Linked DNA regions of Homo sapiens: regions 2 and 3 are each linked to region 1. The links are chromatin contacts, found by Hi-C in ENCODE. All regions are on one chromosome and are shown on one strand. Each heading gives the region's core, a stretch centred on a gene start or an enhancer-like site at or near the end of the contact. The rest is flanking DNA. Distances are from core to core; before and after follow the strand shown.

Region 1 (3,465 bases), core at 568-3,067:
GTTGAAAATCTTCATTTTTTCATCAATTTCTTTAACATATTTATAATTTTTTTCTTAATTATGGTTCACATTTTCCCAGTTCTTCACATGTCTCCCATTTAAAAAATTACATGCACTGATACTGACATTTTAAAATTTATATGCTTAAACCTCATTGTTTTTAAAATAATTATAGAGATTCAAATAAGTATTATTTCCTCCCAGGAAAAGTGTGCCCTTTCTTTGTGAGGAGTCAAGCTGAGTCAGTGCTGAGTTGCAGCTCTAGGTAGTTTCAGTTCACCTCTAGTTTCAAATATCTAGAGAATGTTACCTGTTCTGTGTGTATTACAGGGCTCCCCCTCTAAAAGGATTTTGAGACCTAAGGGCTTTAAGACTTTTGCTTTCCAGCCCAGCCACCAGCCTGTTGTGCTGCTACTTACTCAACAAAAGTCTCATGGAGATAATTGAAAGGTAGGCAGGATTACCTCTGCATTTGGGGCTCCTATAGATTCCAATCTGTCATACCAGTGTGCATGGTTGTTAAAAGTTCTGCTGGCTTTGCCTTACTTTAGCAGAGTTCCTCTGCTTAAAACACACCCTATCTTTATGCCCATGCCTCCTCTAGGAACAGTTTTTCCCTTTTTGGAATTTAGTTTCCATACACACACACACACACACACACACACACACACACACACACACACACACACACACACATAGTGTATTCTCTCCCTTCTCTGAACACCAACTCACTCACTTTAACATTAAAATAAATTATATATAGTTTATATGTAAACTATTTATAAACTATGTATAACTATTTATATACAGTTTACGTATAAACTATATATATAAATAGTTAATTTAAGTGTTAAAATAAGTGAGTTGGTGTTCGGAGAAGAGAGAGAAATGAACTTTGACTCAGGGAAAGGTTAAGAAGATATGACTGGAATTAAGGCAAAATTGGTTAATGGGTACAAAAATACTGTTTAGATAGAAGGAATGAATTATTTTATTTAATAGTACTATAGAGAAATTATACTTAACATTAATTTATTATATAATTCAAAAAGCTAGGAGAGAAGAATTGTAGTGTTCTCAACACAAATAAAAGATAAATGTTTGAGGTAATGGATATCCCTATTACTCTGATTTGGTCATTACACATTGTATACATGTATGAAAATATGTACCTCAAAAATATATACAACTATGATATATCAATAAAAAATTCAAAAACATTCTAAAAACATCAAAAAGGCCTAAAAGCTGGACACCTAATTTTGTGCTATGGAAAACAGCATGATAAGGGAGTAGAAACATTAAATAAATGAATTTGCATAGTAAAGAATTTGTTTAGATACCATTGTAAGTCCCTGTAAGATTCTAGTGGAGCTAACCGCACTCAGTGGCAGTTTTCCATTTTCACCTATTTAATAGAGTCTGAAAACTTTCCAGTCTTATACAGTCTTGTGTTCATATCTAATTATTCATATCAGATATGCAGTAATTACTGGAATCATTAAAAAGACTGGTCCTAGAACCCAGAAGTTTACTGTTAATTATTGTTTTCTGATAAGATTTATGTAACTTTAATCATAAGGTTCATGATATGGTTTGGCTCTGTGTCCCCACCCAAGTCTCATCTTGAATTGTAATCCAAATTGTAATCCTCATGTGTTGAGGGAGGGACCTAATGGGAGGTGACTGGATCATGGGAGCAGTTTCCCCTGTGCTGTGCTAGTGCTAGTGAGTGAGTTCTCATAAGATCTGATGGTTTTAAAAGTGGCACTTCCTCTTTCACTCTTTCTTTCCTGCTGCCTTGTGAAGAAGGTGACACTTCCCCTTTCGCAATGATTGTAAGACCTCCCCACCCATGCAGAACTGTGAGTCAATTAACCCTCTTTTGTTCATAAATTACCCAGTCTCAGGTAGTAACTTTATAGCAGTTTGAAAATTGACTAATACAGTTCATGAACTTTGATTTAGAACTGGAGTGACTTGTTAAACTCCTATAAAGATATAATACTTGGACTGTTAAGTATAAATTAAAGGCCTGTATAAAAGTAAATTTATCATATTTACCTGTACTCCACATCTTGTCATCCACCATATTTTGAATTTGAAGATACGTAGAGAGGAGAACAAATTTTGTTTGTTAACATGATTTATAACTTTTAAATATTTAAACATATGTTCCTTGTGCCACATTATACCATTTGTACACAAATGTTAGGAATGTGCCTCTTAGCCTTATTTCTCACTGTGCTCATGTCACTTTACAATGCTATACTTTATGGTTTCTCCTGTTCCCAGCATGCCCAGCTCTTTTTTTTTTTTTTTTTTAAAGTTAGTTGTGCCTTTGTCCTTGTCATTCCCTCTTTCTGTAATGCCCTTTCTCTTTTGCTGCCTGGTAGAATCTCTCAGATTCTTCAAAGTTTGACTAAAATGCTGCTTCTTGGGAAGCCCACCTGACCAGTTGGTCTTTCCCTCCTCTGTGATTCTACAGACATTTTTAGTTGTATATATTATATCACTTACAGTAGTGAGCTTTGGTAAACAAGTTCTTACTGTGTTATTCCCAGTTACCTTATGATAAAGTCTAAAATCCTTAGTGAGACTTGCAAGGACCCCACCTTATCACAGCCCGAATACTTAATTCTTCAGTCTCATCTCTTACTCTGGTCAGATTATTCTTTCTATTTCTCAACTGCTTGAGGCTCTCTTCTCAAACTTTTTACACTTGCTGTTCGTTTTGCCTTGGGCATTATTTTCTACACTCTTGGTGACTCTCTACTCATTCCTTCTTTAAATTTTTAGCTAAAAATTTACTTCCGAGAAACTTTCTATGACTCCTTGATTATGTTAGTTCTCCCTGATATAAAAGTGCCCATAGCATCCTATACTTTGCACTTGAGTGGTATATTCTATCTTTTTTATCCATCTATCAATGCTATCAATTAATGCTATCTTTTCCATTGAATTTCATAAGTATGTCTGTCTTGTTCACAGACATATACCCATTACTTAAGCATGTATCAGTTACCTCAAAAGAATTGGCTAAGTATTTCTTGATAGAATGAATGGAAGGATGAGTTCAAAACTTCATGAGAGAAGTCTTCCCACTCATCTCATTCTCCAAGTGCTTATATAATGCGAGGCATGGAGTGTGTACTGAATGCTATCATTAAATTTCATTTTTATAAATATGTTTCCTTTATTTATGACTTATTTGCAGTTTAATACTCAGAATTTTCAAGTAAAGTTGGGTCAATTTTACCCTTTAAAGTTCTTGTATGTTTTTCTGTATTTAAATGCAATACATCATGAAATATTTAGGATTATTTATGGACCTCCTGATCATTATTCTCATACAACTTTGTTGTATCCTGCCAAGTTTAGAGACCTCTCCCCATCCAGGGCTCTAGCTAGATACATTCTCTCCCTAAGGTGTTTTCATCCAATCTGTAGTTGTAAATACCATTT
Region 2 (3,465 bases), core at 489-2,988, 160 kb before region 1:
CTCTTTCTCTTCATTTTCTCCTTGAGAATTCATCTACTCCTGTGGTTTACAACTTCTTCCTTCTTGGATAACCTAGAAACCTGTAGTTGCACCTCGGGTTGCAACTTGGACTCCAGTGTTGTATTCCAACTATTTAGGGAAAAGGAATACAAGATAAGGGAGCTAAATTTTGTTTAGAGCATTTTACCTAATTCCCACAATAACCCTGTTTGGTTTGGGCATTAGCACTTTTCAGATGTGGACACTGGGTCACAGAGAGCCCAAAGTCAGAGTTTCATGGAATAATAAGTTGATGATTTGCACCCTGATCTTCTGGCTCCTATTTCAGGGCTCTGTCCACCATGGCTGCCTCTCTTTTGTATCTTATGGTCTGTATTTGGCATTTATTATTCACTCCATCCATTTACTTATGTAGAAATATTGCATGCCTACCATATTTCAGGAACTATGCTAGGGATGGGGGAATAAGGAAATGAGCAGGACACTGTCCTTTCTTTTAGAAGATAACAGGCTGTCAGAGGAGGTTGAAAAGACAGATGACTGCACGAGGTGATAAAGGCCCTGATCTTCTATGGAATGCACTGTTTGCCAAGATAGCTGGGGAGGCAGTCAGGGAGAGATATTTCATGAGGTTTTGAATGAGGAGTAGAAATTTGGCTTCCCATTCCAACAGGGCTGTGCCTTTTATTTCACTTTGCAGGTTTATATGTCTTGTCTTCCTCCCTACCACAAGTACAGGCATAGTAGGCCCTCATACTGTTGAATGACAGCTACAAACAGGACTGAGGCTATAATGCAACAAAATATCCATACTTAATTCTTAGGTAAAAATCACAATATATCAAAACAGATTTCCTATCAGAACAGTTATCAGCATGAGATAGTTCCTCCCTACTTTGTAAGGGAAGAAATTATATAGTGGTGAGATTTAATGGCTCATTTAAGGTCACACAGCATTTAGTGTCAAAATCTTGAGCAGGGTCTGCTCCTCGGACTCCCTATCTTGTACCTTTCAACATCTGAATGTGACCGACTCTTCCAGAATAGCTGGAGACAGAGCCTGAGCAAGAACAGAACAGTGTTTCATCGCTGCTGGTCAGAGGAAGAGTCCACTAAAGTGCATCCAGTATAGAGATGCTAATGGCCTATTAGGATCTTACAATTCTGGCAATTTCTTACCACCCGGACATTAATGACTACAATTAATTATTCACCTCGATCAGACTCTGGGAAAACCTGCCAGGTGCTGTCCTACCCTATGAGAAACCACCTTACTGCCAAAGAGGAAAAGGTTGTTTTTTTTGTCCCTGAATTCACAGAGGGGGAAGCGGTTCTTTTTAATAGGTCTGGAATCTGAACTTTCATAAAAGGCACCTTATCTCCTGACTTTCTCATATGTCTTCATCTGTTCTATTGACTCTCTTTGATGGAATATACCAGCCGGCGCTACAAAGTGCTTTTTAATACTTTGGTAAACAGTTGAGAGAGAAACCTCATTACAGATAAAGTGAGAAGTGAAGTTGGACAGCCCATTTATCTTACTCAAGATGAAGTAAGGGCTGTTGCTCAATTAGGCTAAAATAAAATCTCTCATGTTTCCTTCCTAATGTCTTGTTTGGGGGCAGGGGTATGGGGGCGGGGGAAGTGAGTGGCAGGATGAGTAAGCTTCTGAAATATTGCCCAAGAATGTGACAGGCATCGGGGGAGGGAAATGAGCTTCAGCAGCTGCTCCTACAGCAGTCACTTTGCATTGCTTTCTGCCAGCAGGAAGCGGGGGCATGAGATAGCTAGGAGTCAATCAGAGACAGCCAGCTCAAGTCCTTCTTCAGTCCTGGCCACCCCACTTTCATTAGCAGCCTCAGAAAGGAAAGGGGAGGAGGGGCAGATGGCAAAGGATTATTGGTGGGGCTTTAGGAAGAGGAATTGAGAAGAGTGAATTTGATCCAAATCTAAAATGTATAAAGATTGTACACCTGCTCTTATTCTTTAGTCATTAATCATAGCGGTTTGTTGCTGTTTTTTAATGGGGATGGAGGGGGACAGAGGGAGTGCAGGGGTTGGGAAAGGATGGTGGCAGTGAAGGAGAATGAGAAAACGTGTCTTGTTGCCCTGAGCTTGCACCTGGCTCTTCCTCAGTGTGCTGTGCTGGTTGATAGAATGTTTTCATTTTCTTTTCCCCTCAGAGACACATGTTTATTCTCTTAAAATGGGGAAGATCCCATTTTTCCTTTCAGACTGTTTAATCTGAAAGGAGAAGATCTCGGCCAGGAGATACCTTGTTTCCAGTTTGAATCAGATCAAGTTTACCCTGAGAAGTCTGAGATATGTTTTACAAAGGCAGATAGAATGAAGGCCAAAGTTCTGACTCATTAATTTGATATTTTAGATGTTGTAAGTACAAATACTCCCTCCTAAGCTCAGGTACTAATCTTGTTTTGTATATGATATCCATGGTCATTAGGACTTGTAGTCTACTCTTTGTACTGTGACTTCAGAAAATGTTTATTTAGATAGAAAGTACAAACTACCCTTTCCTTCAAAACTTTTTTGTGAGCCTTAGAGAATCATGTACTGAGGTATTGCCAAATGGTGTTTTGATTCAGCTCCTCTGATTAGGTCATTAAAATAAGAAGATTTCACTTCCTCTCCTTCAAGGATAACCAAGAGCCCCAGGTTGGAAGGAGAGCAACATCCTTGTCAGCTGGCCTGTAGCGCAGTGAAGACCACAGCTATCACCACTACATCAAAACCAAAGTCTGAGAGCACCTGCCTGCCCCAGAAGATTCAGAATCGTGCCCCAAATCTGCCTCTCTCAAGAAAAAGATAAAATGCTCAAAGATCACCTAGAATACTTTACCCATCGTATATAGTAGAGCAGGATGAAAAATCTGGGTTGATTTATGGAGTGGTAAATAGTCCCTTGTTGACAGGATAAATTTGTTTAGAATTTTGATTTACCAGGAATGTGCCATGAAGCAAAGCTAAGAGGCAACTGGGAAGTTCTTCAAGCAGGTATTAGATTTGGAAGTGAGAATTTAACTTGGATGCTTGTCGTTGTGGCTAGAGTTGGGCAAGACCCAGAGAGGGGAGCCAAGTGATCAACTCCTAATACCTCTTTTAGCCACTTTTTATGTTAGGAGATTTTACAGTCCTTTTCTAAGACTTTCAGCAGCCTAAATCACTAGGAAGGTGGTTAGCCTGGCAGCCATCATAACTGAGATTGTATGTGTATATACCCTGGATTTACCTGTAATCTGTGAGCTCTTCGAAGGCAGAAATACTGTGTTTTTCTTTTGTTTAGTAGGTGCACAAAGTGTAATAACTGTGGCTGAACTGAACTCAATGGACTGCTTGGTGTCCTACTGCTGTAGACTAGAGCAGATACAGCATTTTCCAAGTTTCCAGCAAGTCTAGTAGGACTTCATAAAATGGCAGGCTGAAAATCAACCTGCAACTAGTAGCATA
Region 3 (3,465 bases), core at 457-2,956, 140 kb before region 1:
TAAGTAGCTCTAGCCTATCACTGTGCAGTGGCTGATGGTCTGGCCCTGTAGATGCAAAGCTCCTTGAGAGAAGAGCTCTGTGTCACCACTGTAGTAGTTGTGGCCTCATCCTCCAGGAGTGCTTTCTATATTTCATTCTACAAATATTTACTAAGAGCCTAATAGACTTCATTGAACTCTAGCACAATCCCTAGAATATATTAAGCATATAAGATATGCTCCTTGCTTTCAAGGAATGTAATTTAATGGAAGAAACAAACATATAAGCAAATAATTTCTTCCTAATTAATTATTTTCTTTCATTGAAACACAATTAACACAGGGGCATAATTTAGCCCGGAGGAGAGTCAGGGCAGGGACCTCTGAGACAGTGACATGTAAGTTGCAACTAGAAGGATAAGAAGTCATTAAAAATATGCTTGATAAATGTGTTTACCTGGGCTTGCTCTGAGCTGTGAGTGTGATCCAGGTCTGCTCCACAGGTCTCTCATCCTGTTTGAACTAGTGCTACCAGGGCGGACATTTCTCATGGTGCTGGCAGAAGCCCAAGAGGGCAAGCCCCACTGTGCAAACACATTACAGGCCTCTGCTTATCATGCCTACTAACATCCCAACATCCCATAGGACCAAGCAAGGCATGTAGCCGAGCCCACCATCAATGGGGCAGCCAAGGACACTCCTCTCATAGAGGTAAGAGTAAGGGGTGTGTCTACCCACTTTTTGGAGACAATCCTCTACAGCGGTCAAATGTCCTATATCCTCAGCTATTAAGACCCTTGCTTGGGCTCCTGCTTTTTAATCTATGCTATTGCTTTTGTAGATTGTGCTGACAAACACTAGGCTGTTCTCCCAGGCACTTCTAGCCAGGTCATGCCCCCTTGCCTGCTCCCTGCAGCCCTCCACGTTGGCCCATGCCAATGCCTTGTTTGATTCTCCATCCTTGTCAGTCCGCTCCATTTCACAACACTTAACTGTCTGTGCCAGCCGTATCCAGCTACGACAAGAAAATCTGATGAAAATGTAAGGTGCTGGCAAAAATCATTTTATGGAAATACATGAAAAAATCATCTAAGCTGATTATAGTATTGAAGAAGAATTGAACTGGAGCAGGATCATAAAACTCACTTATAGGGATGCCATGAAAATTAGCTAGTCAGTGTTCATGGTTTGAACATAAAACAAAAATTGTTATTGATTTACATATAATGTCTTTGTGGGGTCTTCCAAATGCCTCCTCAGCTAATATATAACAGAAATGGGGAAACTAAGTGTTAAGTTTAGGACCCAACCATCTTGCCTTTAGTTTTGTTTGTTTTTGTTTTGCCAGTGGTAGTATAGATAGCAACCTTCCTCTCAGCACAGAGAGCTGGCTGTGGACCTAGACATTGTGAAGAATTGCAGTGTGGATTGCAAAACACCATCGCATTCATAAGTCATGGCTTATTAGATTTTTGGTGAAAAACTTCAAGGGGCATCTGTTTTCTCTCCTCTGTTCTTGCCCCACCACTCGTCACCAGTAGAGACTGTTTTATAGTAAATTATGGCCGGTTCTGCAGCCTGATTATTCAGGGCCTGCTTGGCTTGGTGACTATTTTCTTCTTGCCAACGGGCATTCCTTCATTTCACAGCTTCTTAGCCCTAGCTGCTGAGAGTAGAGAAGCGGAAATGAAGAGGTGGGACTCAAGCCAGTTTATTACGCCTCTTGTTGGTGGTGCTGGTAAGGGCTTGGCAGGGAAAGGAAACTGGAACTACGGCCCTCATCAGCAGAGGCAAGGGAGGTGGGGTCCTGCGGCTGCCTTTCAGCGCTGTGTCCAGTGTAGGGGGCAAAACCTCCTTACCCTCAAGCCTGTCTTAGCAAGGCCAATTGCGAAAGGCTTTTTCGTGGGCTTTGGCTGTGTTCAGAGTCAAATGACATTCTGATGTAATGATAATGGTCCTAATCACAAGAGGATGTTCTCAGTGAGTGGGCACCAGGCACCGTGCAAAGTGAGTTATTTCACTTAATCCGCACAAAGACTCTAGAGGTGGGAACTATTACGCAGAAGGGGACGAACTTGCCCAAGGTCATGCCTCAAAGCAGCAGTAGAAACTGTGGAGAATGGAGCAAGCTGTTTGTTCTCCAGTCCAAGCAGCTCTGTCTTCTCCCTGGCCCACCCCACGGACACCTTCCTGTTCACGGACCTCCTCCTCTTCTAGAGGCACCGAAGCTTGTGTGGATGTCTCTGTCATATTCTCCCTCACCTTTGTGGAGGGATTCACCAGACCTCCTGTCCAGCCCACTCCCCACCTGCTTGTGTGTGTGATTTCCATGTGTGCATTGTGGGAGCTGACTACACAGCAGAGCCTCAGCCCAGCCTCGGGTCCTCTTCCCCGCTTTCAGGCAACTAAAGGCCCACAGGTGGTTGGTCACACTGACTTTGGATCCAGACTGCCTGGGTTCTAATCCTCCATCACTTGTCACCTCTGTGACCTTGGGAAGTCACTTAACTTCTCTACGCCTCAGTTACTTGAGGCTAACAATTGTGCTTACTGCCTAGAGCTGCCTTGGGGGTCCAATGGGATCATGGGTGTACAGTGCCGTCAAGCACATTGTAAGTGCTCAAAAAACACGAGCTAGTATTATTTCCTACTACATGCTGGTTACTGCCCTGGAACTAGAGGAGCATAAAAAAGCCTGGGCTTGGAGAAATTTAGGGGTCTTCAACAACTCTGCACTGTTCTGGGTTCGGCTGCACCATCAATTTTCAGGCACATTGCAGATTAAGTAGGCTTTGGTGCACTGACCTAAGAGCCTCATCACCATTTATATTATATAAAATGTACTCTGTTTTCCAATCAACTGAGTTTCCAAAGAAGCTTTGGACAAGTTACTGACAGAGCTAAGTAGACTGGAGACAGAATGGAAGAGGTGCTCATTTCCTATACCAGGGAGAGGTTAGAAAGAGTCCCTGCTTACACTGAGAAGGGGGTTCTCAGCCCATTGTCAATACCATAATAGTGGGTGTCACATATGTTTAAGGAACATGAGGGAAGGGATATCAGTTCCTGGAATAGCACCCACTGGGCAGGAACATCAAACTGTGCTTGAGTTGTTTGCTCAGCTGTATTTCAGAGGCTGCACTCTACCTTGGTTATAGATAGGATAAGTCTCTGCTCCTATCCATTTTAAACACTGGCCATTAGCCAAGTTAAATGGTATAATAGTGCATTGGGGAGTCCTCTGTAGACATTGAGAGCAAGTGTTTTGGAGTTAGGGAGCCCTGGGTCAAAGCCCAGGCTCTACCACTCTACCAGGCTATGTGATTTAAGAGCCTTCACTTCCCCTTTTGTAAAACGCAGATAAGAGTCATACCTACCTCTCAGGTTGTTAAAATGAGATAATGAATGTAAATCACTTTAAGCACAGCGCCTTGTATGCAGCAAGTACTTAAGTTACTGCAGCTATTATTCTTTCACTTTTTGCCT

Evidence for each region. A loop is a pair of places that touch in the nucleus more often than their neighbours do. Pooled maps may share reads with other maps.
Region 2: a map with no recorded cell type shows a loop between it and region 1 (7-fold over the local background). The contact joins two enhancer-like sites. A Hi-C loop is called at or near these places in 3 of 37 single-sample maps with no recorded cell type and 1 of 50 pooled maps.
Region 3: a pooled map shows a loop between it and region 1 (4-fold over the local background). The contact joins two enhancer-like sites. A Hi-C loop is called at or near these places in 4 of 37 single-sample maps with no recorded cell type and 7 of 50 pooled maps.

What each region holds. Positions count from the first base shown.
Region 1 is chr1:86,615,428-86,618,892 of GRCh38, reverse strand. All of the region lies in intron 4 of CLCA4-AS1 (CLCA4 antisense RNA 1), which reads left to right. Among named protein-coding and RNA genes, the nearest start is that of CLCA4, 70 kb to the right of the region's middle. RefSeq lists an enhancer at 1,620-1,669. Within about 2 kb of position 1,817, at least 4 of the 41 ENCODE cell types and tissues checked have a DNase peak (open chromatin) inside an H3K27ac peak, as active enhancers do.
Region 2 is chr1:86,772,709-86,776,173 of GRCh38, reverse strand. No RefSeq gene overlaps it. Among named protein-coding and RNA genes, the nearest start is that of SH3GLB1, 70 kb to the right of the region's middle. RefSeq lists an enhancer at 1,363-2,562. Within about 2 kb of position 1,738, at least 20 of the 41 ENCODE cell types and tissues checked have a DNase peak (open chromatin) inside an H3K27ac peak, as active enhancers do.
Region 3 is chr1:86,755,857-86,759,321 of GRCh38, reverse strand. No RefSeq gene overlaps it. Among named protein-coding and RNA genes, the nearest start is that of SH3GLB1, 53 kb to the right of the region's middle. RefSeq lists an enhancer at 3,282-3,465. Within about 2 kb of position 1,706, at least 7 of the 41 ENCODE cell types and tissues checked have a DNase peak (open chromatin) inside an H3K27ac peak, as active enhancers do.